Linked DNA regions of Homo sapiens: region 2 is linked to region 1. The links are chromatin contacts, found by Hi-C or POLR2A ChIA-PET in ENCODE. All regions are on one chromosome and are shown on one strand. The core of a region is the stretch at or near the end of the contact, and the rest is flanking DNA. Distances in the headings are between cores, read along the strand shown.

Region 1 (5,829 bases), core at 1,148-3,647:
TAAGATATTCAGACTAGCTTCTCTTTGGGAAAGAACAGAAGCAGTTTATACCAGTCCCCTATGTAAGTGTTAGATGTTATGTAAAGACTATTGCAAACAGCACTAAAAAGGCCAAGAATGGCTGGACAAGAGTGCACGCACAGGTACGGTTTACTGCATGTGCACACACACACTCCTGGCACTGTGCAAGTTAGAGCCTGAGATGCTTCTAGGGGCTTTTAAAGATTCTGTGCTGCTCTAATTGTTTAGTTAGCTACAACTGAGTGACCATGTGTCCCAGATTGCCCCAGACATTCAAGGCTTAAGCTACCTGCCCCAGCATCATTATTAATAGTGTGCCCTCTCATTCTCAAGGGGGTTCTGATTTTGGACAATAATGTACATAATTACCCTATAAAACAAAACCATCCCTGTTTATATGAACTTCCCTGTTTTCGAATCCAGTGGATGTTCTCAAAAAACAATACTGCCATTTCTAAAGCTCTTGGTCACAGTCTGCAAAGGAGCCTGAGGACTATGGACAACTGGACATATGTTTGTAAACAGCTTCAAAGGGGAATGGATGTGGTTTAACATGGAGAACAGTACCAGCAATTAAGGGTTTGTATTTAATTTTTACAAGTAAAAGTAAACGTTGAAGAAAGAGAGCAAGCCCTAACAATCTGAGATCATTTTTCCTTTATCTTTCACAACATGGAGGCACAAGAAGTCAACAACTTTTAACTTCTCAGAAGGCTCCCTGTGGATCAACTCAATCAATGTATCTGGGCCTCACTCCAGTAAGCCCCAACATTGGCTTTATTTATTAGAGAGATAAATAGCTCTGTGAGTTCACAACATGGTGAAAATTTTCTTAACAAAAACCACAGTCTTTAATTGGCTTCGAAGTTAGATGAAGAAATAAGTTTTAATATTGGCATTACATTGGATACTTTTCAAGAGTTCAGAAATATTAGTCTGCTTAATCTCCCCTTAAGATCTCAGAAGCACTGCAAAGGGAGTTATGTTTATGAAAACATTAAAACTGATTTTTCCCTAGTGTAACAATAACCATGTATCCTTATGCATTTGTAGTGTCGCCACTTTTTTTCTTTATCCTTCGTCAGAACTTGTGTTTATACAAATCAGACAGAAACCAGATTCAACCAACAGCTAAAAATTATTTACTCACATGCTTAGTTTAAAACATTCTGGTATCATACCACACCACACTGAAAAACATCACGACGTACTGTATGGAGTGGAACCAAATAAATACGCTAAAGAGTATTTTCCAGTATTCGCTGTTACAAAATCATAACATCCTATGATACAAACAACGAGATTGTATAACGTCCCCACATCGTTTTTTCAGAACTAACAAAAAAAAAAAAAAAAAGGTGGAGAAACTCAGCAAAACAAAGTGGCGAGAAAAGTCGGGGGAGGGGCGGTAGAAGAGAAGGGGCGGAGAAACACGACACTGAGGCGGTGATATCACCCACAGCCAACGGCATGGAATTCAGAAAGTTAAGTGTCACCCAGCAATCTCGGTGCGGACTCGCGGCGCGCCTGCACAGCGTGGCGGCTGCATCCCAGCCAAGCAGGAAGGGGGAGGGGGAGGCCTGACTGAGTTCGCTCGGGGGCAGCTGAGGGGAGGGCTGCCCGCCTCCCGGACGGCGCACGTTCGAGTCCCGGGTCGGGAGACTTGTCCGTCGCCCGACAATGATTTCATCTTTTCGGAAGAGCTGCCGCCTGGGCCGCGGCTGCCACGTGCCTGGTCTGGCCCCGTGCGCTGCGCCGGGGGACCTACCCGGACGGGGCCGCGGCCGCCGCGGGGCGCAGAGGCAGCAGAAGGGAAGGGCTGGCGGCCGGGAGGGGATCGGGGTGGCCAAAACTGGGCTAGGGGATTGCTCCGCGGAGTCCGCCGGCCTCAAGGGGCTGCCCTGCGGAGTGCACCCACCCTCCGCGCCCAAAGGCGGAAAGGCCAGAGCGCGGGGCAGGTTTCGCAACTCCGAGGGTGGATGCAGGCTGTGGCCGGGCGGGATGGAGCGGCCGTGCGTTTCCAGCGCCCCCGGCCTGGCGGAGCCCCATTCTCGGCCTGCGCCCCGCCGCGCAGTGCGCGCTCCCGGCGGCGTGACCGTGGCTGTCGGGCCCCCGCCCGAGCCGGGCAACCGGCCACCCGTGTAGGGGACAGTGGCGGCCGCGGGGCCCGGCGCCGCGCTGTTCGCAGCCCGCCACTCCTTCCGCGCTCCAGGCCCTCTGCGCCTCCTCCCCCGGCCCCGGAGAAATGCTTGTACCTTCCACCGCCTCCTCCACCATCTCGTCGTCGCTATCCATGGCGGCTGGGGACACTGCCCAGCTCGGGGCTGCGCGGCTGCCTCCCGTCCCTCTGGGTGCTCCCGGCGGCTGAGCGAGCTCTGGGGCTCGCGAGTTTGGAGGAGGAGGAGGAAGAGGAGGAGCAGTCGGGGCTGGCTCGCACTGCCTCCCCCTACAGCCCTTTCAATTCCTTGGCCTTCAGCTGCTGCGGCAGCAGCCGTCGTCCCCCCTCCCTTCGCCCACTTGCCCCTCGCCTCGGAGGCTCCGGTGTGCCGCCTTGGCCGCTGCCGCTGCTGCAACTTTCTCCTGTAATACCCTCTCTTTGTTATCGAGCAGCTGATCCGCTGACATCACCCAGCGCCGGTGCGCTCCCTCCCTCGCTGATTGACAGTTCCCTGTCCCTTTCCAGAAGTAAGGCTCCTTAAAACGAAAGGCGCTCCGGGGCCGCGCGTATTCCGCGTCCCAGCCAACCCGCCTCCGGCCCGTCAGCGTTTCTCTTTTGCTTAGGTGCGGCTTGGCGCGCCCCGAGCGCTCAACGCGGTCCTGGGCGCTGCGGGCTTCTCGCGGACACTTGGACCGCCCGTAGGGGCTCCGAGCTCCCGACCTCCCGTTGTGCCGGGAGCAACTTGAAAGTCCGTCGTGCACTGTCCGTGTTCCCTCGAGACAACCTCCAAAGTGCCAGGGAAGCTAAGGAAGCGTTTCTGACGCTCTGGCGCCTGGACTTCCTCTCACCCTCGCCCCCACATCACCCCGTCGCCACCGGGAGCTGCACGAGTGCGACACGCAAGGGAGCGCAGGTGTCCTCGCGGTCCCGCATCACATCCGCAAGCCGATTTCCCCAGCTCGGGGGCTGTTATCTGGCCCGGATTCCGCAGGATGGCGGGTCCACCCCAGCGCCCCCACTCCCCGCCCTCCTTCGGGTCGCCAGGCCCTCGGGTGATTCAGAAATTCATCAAATCCAAATGGCAGCGGGCTCTCTGTCAGGCAGGAAACAAGCCGCACCGAAGGCTCGGCAGGTTCCTCCTTGCTGCTGTGGTAATGGAAAAGGAGCCGCCGAGTGGAGCTAACGAGGAAGGAAGGACCCTCCGTCTGGCGCGCCTCTTTCCCGCGCCTCCCGCCCTGTACGTGTGATGTCCCCAGCTGTCTCTCTGTTTCTCCAAGTGCCAACCACTTCACAGATTCAGGCGTCCTCAAGTGGAGAAAACCATTGGGCACCCGGCTTCCGGCCCGGCCACTTAGTGTCGTTATGGCGCTGCCTCTTACAGGTGGCGGTAAAGGGCGACTGTAAATAGCCGATTAAACAGATGTAAATGTACACAATGTACCGTGGAATTACCGGGTGCCGCTCTGGGCACCCGCCAAGAACAGCTACTGCATGGAGGGGAGGAGGGAGCAAAAAAAAAGTAATTCCATTTTGTTTTCTGATCAATGAATGAGACTTTGGGGATTTCAAAATACTTCCAGCGCCCAGGAGACTACTCCTTGCTTTTGGCTCTGTGCTTAAATGGTAGATATTTTTGTCAAGTATTGCCGGCTTGTTTCTTAAAGTCAGCTTTTCCTCTATGAAAAAGAGAACAATGCTAGGGACATTAGCCCCACACACTTCCAGGAATTTCAGCCCCTTTGACTGTTTTAGAAAGGGGAGGGTCCTGGACCAGAAGTTAGGAGACTTGAGTCCTGGTGCTGCTCACCTGCAGAGGTGTCTTGGGAGCCCAGCCAGCCAGCCTGAATTCCTCCAGATTAGAGGCTTAGTCTACATTGACATAAGGTCCTTGGGGCTTAGGCTAGAGCACTCTGAGGTTCTTTGGCTCAAGCAAGACACCCTCTAGCTTAGTCTATACCTCTCTGAAGTCTCTTGGCTTAGGTTTGACCTCCTTAAAGTCCTCCAGTGCAGATACTGGGAGTCCAAGGCTAAACAGAGAAGGTGTACGTGCAGTGGAAGATGAAAGAGCCACTTTAGGTTACATCATTTTCAAACATGAACCACAGAAACAGGATTTTATATCTGATTTTTAAAAAGCCATCATTTACTGAGCTCGGTCACTCACTGGTTTTGAATTATATGATATTTTTTCTCATTTAACCTTTTTACATATCACCCCCTCCCTTGCATATTATACTGGTGCACTAAAACATACCAGATACTCGTCTTCCCCAGTTTCCAGTTGATTTTCAGGGTGAAAAACAATGCTGAAAGCTGAAGGAAGCAGCAAAAAGACTTTATTCTCTTACTCAAAGGCAGTGAGGCAGGGCTGGGAGGCTGGAAGAAATCTCTCAAGACGTACAGAAGACACAGTTTCATGGTGGGTGGGTACGTGTGGGAGTGAAGGAGAGGGGAGGAATCATGTTGCAAGTGTCCAACTGTCCCCTTGGTGCTGTGAGGTTTTCCCAGCCTGTACTAAGCACCCAAACTGTCAAGCGCTCCCTTTCTACCTACTACCTTGAGAACACCTGAAACCCTGCCTACGGCACCCCCCAACCCCGGCCCCCGCCGTCGGTGAAGCAGGGGTCCTCTGGACCTACAAGAGGCAGGGACAGGAAGGGAGCAGGGTCTTTCTAGCAAAGTCAGTAGTGATGCGGGGTCAAACTACAGAGAACCTTCACCAGATCTGCACATGAGGCAGGCAGCAGCAGGGACACAGTCCCATCCCTCTTCCCCCACCATTCATTCCTGCTGGCTCTGGGCCCAAAGCTGGGGCAAAATGTTTTTATGACTCTCTTAAGATCCACTTGTATCTTTACAAATCATGTTGTGTATGTTTCGAGTCTCCTTCTCTAGACGGACTGATTCTTATTTATGGTCCTAGAACACAACACAGTGCCTGGTACAGAATGTGGGTTAAGCATTGTCAGCAATGATTTTGCAGATAGGAATATTCTGTTTTATATAAACAGTGCTGAGGCTTTCTCACAGACTGGATTCTCCTCCTATGTTTTGGCAAAGTGCTTTGTTTCAGTTCAAATCTGAAGAGCATTTTTGAGTTGTTCTACTTTCCCACATCGACTGGCCCCAAATCTGCTTCCATCGCATTCTTTCCCACAGTTTTCTTCATTGAGAGCTGATTTCATAAACTCTCTTTCTACTTGGCTTTCCACCAGTTTCCCCTGTCGTACTCTGTCCCCACCAATGTGGTCATGGGCTAGAAAATCAATAAAACTCTTAATCACAAACAATGTGCAGCAGCAACAGCAGCAGCAGAAGTAGTGTGGCTCAGCTCCTAACTTGGCAGATCCCAGTGAGACAGAACAAGCTCTACCAGGGAGGAACGGGACCGCACAGGACATCCAACATCTAGGCTGGGTGAGACTTGCTTTCATGTTCACACTGAGAGTGACTTTTTTTTCCCTGTCTTTGGTCTTGAATCAGGAGGAGGGGTGACTTTTCTAAGCTGCTCTGGCTTAGTTTCCATTGCCTCCAAGGCTATATTCCTTCTCTTCATACCCAGCTTGGGAAACATAATTCCCTCTTCCATTGCAGCAAGCAGTCAAAATACTGAGTTAATTTTATTCATTCTACCACCCCTGTCTTTCCCT
Region 2 (5,829 bases), core at 2,191-4,690, 1.3 Mb after region 1:
CCATTCTCCTGCCTCAGCCTCCTGAGTAGCTGGCACCACAGGCAATGTATTAGAACTTCTTTAGGTCCAACAGCAAGACACGGTGCAGAGCAGGAGAATTTCCTACCAGTTAGGTGGTAACCAAGAATAATTCTAGACAACAGCTAAGTGATGACAGGTGTAATCTTCCTGCATACATGGTTTCAGTGTCAAACGCACTATTTCAGTTTCTAACATATTCAAGCACGGACAATATATGAAACATGCACATTTGTGTACTGTGTGGAGCACCTTTTGTTTTTCTGGCTATTGTTGTCTTGGTTCCTCTAATTTGCTTCCAGTTTGTGCAGGGCATGCCTAACAGTGAGCTGGAGGTCTGGATCTTGCAGGGGTTTGTCCCATAGTTTGGGTGACTTGGATAGGACCTGAACTTGTCCTACTGGAGCTGGTGTCCACTTGCTTAAGAGTGGCTAGTTCTTTCACTCAAAGCTGCTGCTCTGGAGAGCCATAGGTAGGTGTAGGAAATGGAGGTACAATGAACTTTCTAATCACTTCCCTTATGATAAGAATGCCTTTATATTTGTATCTGATATCTGTGTTACAAAGCACTTTCAAGTTGCTAAATATTATGATTTCTGTAAGAATCTTGTTGTCAGGAAGGATTATTATCCAGAGTCCACAAATGGAGAAACTGAGAAACCTAGGGATAAGAAATAAGGAGTAAGAACAAATGTTACTTTTTGTTACCATTTACTGAGCACCTACTAGGTACCAGTCATGGTCATCACTGCTGTATTCATATGATCACTGATTTGGGTATCAGACCTTAATCTCATTTCATTGACAAAGAATCTGATGCTAAATTGCTCAGTTAGGTAAATGTTTTCCTCAAGGATACAGAGAAAGTTCCAGAGCTGGATATAAACTCAGGCTCCTGTGGCTCCAAATCTCAGGGTCTTTCTACCATATCACACTTAGGTGATTTGCTCAAGGAAGCCGAGGTCTTCTGACTTTAGAACTAATTTGCTTTCCAATGCATCAAGATATCTCTTTGTGGTATAATCTTCTTATAGCTATTTTAAAGCTCCTCTTTAACTGATGTGCTCTCCTATATTCCCTTTCTCACATACCTAGATTTCCCTAAGAAGAATGTCCAACTAAAAATGATGTTTCCTAACATGGCTTGGTAGCACTTCGGGTTATAGCCAAATCATGATATTCTCAAAACAAAGGCAAGCTTAATTGCCTTTTTTTTCTTTTAAATAAAAAAGAAAATACATACTGAGCAGCACTTTTTAGAAAGAAGAGGGTGGCATTATGGAATATTATTATCCTAGGCAAGCCTTGGGTTTGGAGCATTTCCACTTCTATTAGTCAAGGATCTTTCATTGAAAGAAAATTAACTCAAAACATCTTCAGGAACAAAGGCATTGACTAGTTCAGATTCATGAAAGGTCTTGGGTAGACTACATGCTGGCTCTGTCTTTTTCCACTTCTTACCTCTGTTTTCCTCTGTGTTGTTTTCATTCTCAGAGAGGCCCTCTCTAAGGGACAATGTATTAGTTTGCTAGGGCTGCTGTAACTAAGTACCATATGCTGGTGGTTTAGGCAACAGAAATCTATTGTCTCCCAGTTCTGGAGGCTGGAGGTCCAAGATCAAGACACAAACAGGGTTAGTTCCTTCTTACGGCTATGAGGCAGAGTCTTTTCCAGGCCTCTCTCCTTGGCTTTTAGACAGCTGCCTTCTCCCTGTGTCTCTTCACATTATCTTCCCTCTATGCCTCTGTCTCTGTCTGTCTGTGCCAAAGTTTCCCTTTTTATAGAGACATCAGTCATGTTGGATTAGGACCTACTATAATGATCTTATTTTTAATTGTAAAGACTGCATCACCAAATAAGATCATATTTTGAGGTCCTGGGAGTTAGGACTCCAACATATGAATTTGGCAGACAGGGGGGCAATTCAGCTTATAACAAGTGGGAAGATTGCTACTCCAGAGTTACAAGGTCTGGGTAGTTCCCAATCCTAGAGAAAAGTGAGCCACCCTCAAAGCATAGAATCTCCTGCGAGTCCGACTGTCTCTGGCTGGTCAGGTGTGCATATCTTAGACCCATCCCTGTGGACATGTGGATGGTTTCTGGAGTGGTGGGGAGCCACAAGTGTTTTTTGTTTGTTTGTTTGTTTGTTTGTTTGTTTTGTAGTATAAGTGGGTGGAGTCAGCTCCTCTTCTCCAGTAACTTCCTCCTTAAGCCACTGTCCAATCAGCAATATAACCTATGGGATTTTCAGTGTTCTAGGGGCAGCTCTGCCAAAAAAGGAGAATGTTTCCTGACTCCCCAAAAGCTAGAGGTCACCTTCATCATAAAGGGTTTTATTTATTTGCTTGTTTCTTTTAATCAAGACAACACCAATAGCAAGAATTTTATGGTCTAGGGATGAGCCAGTGGACTTTATGGAGCTAATGATGTTCCTTGGAAAATCAGAAGCCCACTCAACTATGTTGTTTCTTAGATTCATTCATGTATAGTCAAGCTGGGCTAACTGTTCTTACAATCCCCAAATTTAGTGAATTCACACAATAAAGGTGTATTTTTTGTTCATGTCATCATCCAATTCAGGACAAGGGGTCTCTGCCCCATTCAGTTGTTTGGGGACTCAGGCTTCTTCCACTTGGCTTCTTTGCCATGGGCCTTGGCGTCTTCTACTGGGTCATCTGCATCTGCCTGGCACACGGGGAGAGATGATGTGGAGGGTTGGTGTGGAGATTTTAGAGGACTATCCTGAAAATGGCACCCATGATTTCTGCACATGTTCTATGGGCCAGAACTCTGTCACATGGCCTCTTCTAGATGGAAGAGGCTAGGAAATGTAATCTAAAAGCATGCTCAAGAGAAAGGAAAAGTGGATTTGTTGGGCATCTGACTATTTTCTGCCACAACCTACCCATCCATCCACTTATCCATCTATCAACCTACTTAACATTTTTTTTTTTACACCTATTGTGTGTCAGGCACTTTGTTCATCAGGAGCTCACAGTTTCTGGGAAACAGGCTGAAAAAATGACCTCTACAATAGGGTTGGTGTTACAGGGAGATGTAAATAGGGCACTAGGGAAATATTAAAGAAGGAAAAACTCACTCTGCCTAGGGGTTGGGAAAGCCTTTCAGGAGTGAGGCTTAAACTGGACTTTGAGGAAGAAGTAGGATAGTGCAAGGGCATTCCATAGAAGGAACAGCATGGAGGAAGTCATGGAGTTGTGGAAAAGCATGATGTGTTTGAGAAATAGCTAGTAGTCCAGTGCAGCTGGAGGATAGAGAGTGTTGAGAAACTTCTCCCTCCCTAGGACTTTGGAGTGGCCTAAGAGGATGACTCCAGTCTTGTTGCCACTGGATTTGAATCTACAGTTCATTAGGTTATTATCTACAGTTTCCTGTTTCTTTGTTTCACATAGTTTTTGATCCTCATATGCAACAAACACCTGTCATGGGCCTGAGAATTCTCTAGTTCTAGGGAGAAGCAGAGAATGAAAAGTGGAACAGAGAAAAGGGAGGAGCCCATGTTTTGGTCCAATTCCCCTTGAAGTCTTAAGTTTGAATGTCATAGGTTTACCTTGAAATTTTATTGTGCAAGATTAACTAAATGAACACAATTGCTTTAACAGAATCTGAAGTAAATCAATATCTTCACCTCCCTCTGAAATAAATCAACAGCTGCTGAATATTTTAACATTGACCGCTCCTCTCCCAATTTACATAATTTTGTTATTTTTTATAAGTAAATTTAATGAGGGTCTGTTGGTAGTAAACTTTCTTAGTATCTGTCTATCTATCTATCTATCTATCTATCTATCTATCTATCTATCTATCTATCTATCTATCTATCTGGAAAATGTCTTTATTTAGGCAACAGACTAGGGACCAGGAAGGATGATTAAATATAGGCTCTGCCTCTCTGGTCTATAGCCTGCCTGGTGACATTACTTTCCATTTAGTCTCTCAATACATCTGTATTCTCTTTCAGTGACCATTTATATGAGGCTCTTACAAGTGCTTTATATTCTCCCATGCCAAACCTGTTTTTGATATAACATTTAAGTTAGGAATCTTTTGGAAAATCCTCAAAGAACTGTCCCTTTACCTAAAGGATACATCCAAGAGGCAGGATTGTGGAAGCTGATTTACAAACGGTGAAGCCAATGGAAAAATTGGTTTCTACAAGCCATAATTTAGATTTTACTACTGGCCTATCATTTTTGAAAATAAACCTATAATTGTGGAATATTTTTAGATTTACATTAAAGTTGCAAAAATACAAAGAGTTCACATGTGACTCTTACCAGATTCAGTTTCCCCTAATGCTTTCATTTTGTATTACTGACGTGCACTTATCAAAACTAAATATATACATTGATATGTTACTATTAACTAAACTGCAGACTTTATTTAGATTTCACCATTTTTTTCCCATGAATGCCCCTTTTCTGTTATAGGATCCCACTAAGGATATTATAACATTGCATTTAGTCATCCTATCTCCTTAGTCTCCGCTGGTCTGTGACAGTTTCTCAAAGACTGATCTTGACAGTTTTGAATAGTGCTAGTCAGGTATTTTGTAGAATGTTCCCCAATTTGTCCATTAGACAAATTGTCCAACAAATGGTTAGAGTGGGGTTATAGGCTTATGGTGAAGACTACCACACAGATGAATTACTCTTCTTATCACATCATATCAGGGGATACATTGGTCCATCATTTTAAAGACTCGATTTCTTTGTTGTTGTTGTTTTTTCTCTCGAATCTCATGACAGATTAAGAATTGATTTCTTTTCTTAGAACCTTGAAAGGCCTTTAGGTTACTTCTTTCTTCATATGATATATCCTATGCAAATCTCTCCTGATTTGGCTCCTTACAATCTGCCGACAAACATTCTCTAACCTCTCCCACACTGCAGACACTTTGTCTTTTAATTCTGCCCTTCCCTCAAGCTGCTTATCTTCCTCTCCATCCTTCCCTTTCTACCTCTCTCTCTCTCACCACCACCTCTTTATCCCATTTCAGACCATCAGTTCACATCTGAACTTACTTGAGCTTTGGCTGGAGCCTCTTTCTAGCTTCTGATTTGTGTCCAAAGATCTGTGGCGATCATTGTGATGGTTAATTTTATGTGTCAACTTGACTGGGCTAAGGGATGTCCAGATAGCTGGTAAACATCATTTCTAGGTGTGTGTATCAGGATGTTTCTGGAGGAGATTGTCATTTGAATCGGTGGACTGAATAAAGAAGGTTGCTGTAACTCACCTGTGTGGGCATCATCTAATCCTTTGAGGCCTGAATATAACAAAAAAGGTAGAGGCAGGGCAAAACCTCTCTATTCTTAAGTCTGGGTATCCATCTCCTCCTGTGCTCAGACATCAAAGTTCCTGGTTCTCAGGCCTTTGGACCCTTTGGGACCAATGGGACCTACACCATCAGCTCTACTGGTTCTCAAATCCTTGGACTTGGACTGATAAACACCACCAGCTTCCCTGGGTCTCTAGCATGCAAATGGTGTATTGTAAGACTTCTCATCCTCCTTAGAGCCAATTCTCATTATAAATCTCCTCTTATAGATCTATATATATGCTATTGGCTCTGTTTCTCTGGAGTGCCCTGACAATCATCACACATTATGGTTGTTAAAGTGGACTAAATATGGCCTGAGAAGGACTCCATACTTCTATATTTGAAATATTGTGGATGAACTGTAACCTAGCTTAATAGGTAGACAAGATTGAAAACCTAACTTAGGAGTATGTGCCTGTAACAATAGCTGAGTCTTGGCCAATCCCAGTGGCCATACTTCAACCACT

Evidence for each region. Hi-C counts contacts between places; a loop is a spot of excess contacts on that map. ChIA-PET counts read pairs that join two places held with the same protein, here RNA polymerase II (POLR2A). Pooled maps may share reads with other maps.
Region 2: a loop to region 1 is called in a map with no recorded cell type, with 3 times the contacts of the local background. The contact joins the enhancer-like site here to the promoter of SETD7 in region 1. A Hi-C loop is called at or near these places in 1 of 37 single-sample maps with no recorded cell type and 1 of 50 pooled maps. POLR2A ChIA-PET finds 5 or more read pairs at or near these places in 1 of 52 experiments (A549).

What each region holds. Positions count from the first base shown.
Region 1 is chr4:139,553,822-139,559,650 of GRCh38, forward strand. It overlaps SETD7 (SET domain containing 7, histone lysine methyltransferase), which reads right to left and starts at 2,398. Exons shown (of 8, transcript NM_030648.4): 1 at 2,277-2,398. The coding sequence starts at 2,316. RefSeq lists silencers at 1,706-1,895, 2,026-2,195, 2,256-2,315, 2,536-2,645 and an enhancer at 3,386-3,555.
Region 2 is chr4:140,826,596-140,832,424 of GRCh38, forward strand. No RefSeq gene overlaps it. Among named protein-coding and RNA genes, the nearest start is that of TBC1D9, 73 kb to the left of the region's middle. RefSeq lists an enhancer at 1-150. Within about 2 kb of position 3,441, at least 3 of the 41 ENCODE cell types and tissues checked have a DNase peak (open chromatin) inside an H3K27ac peak, as active enhancers do.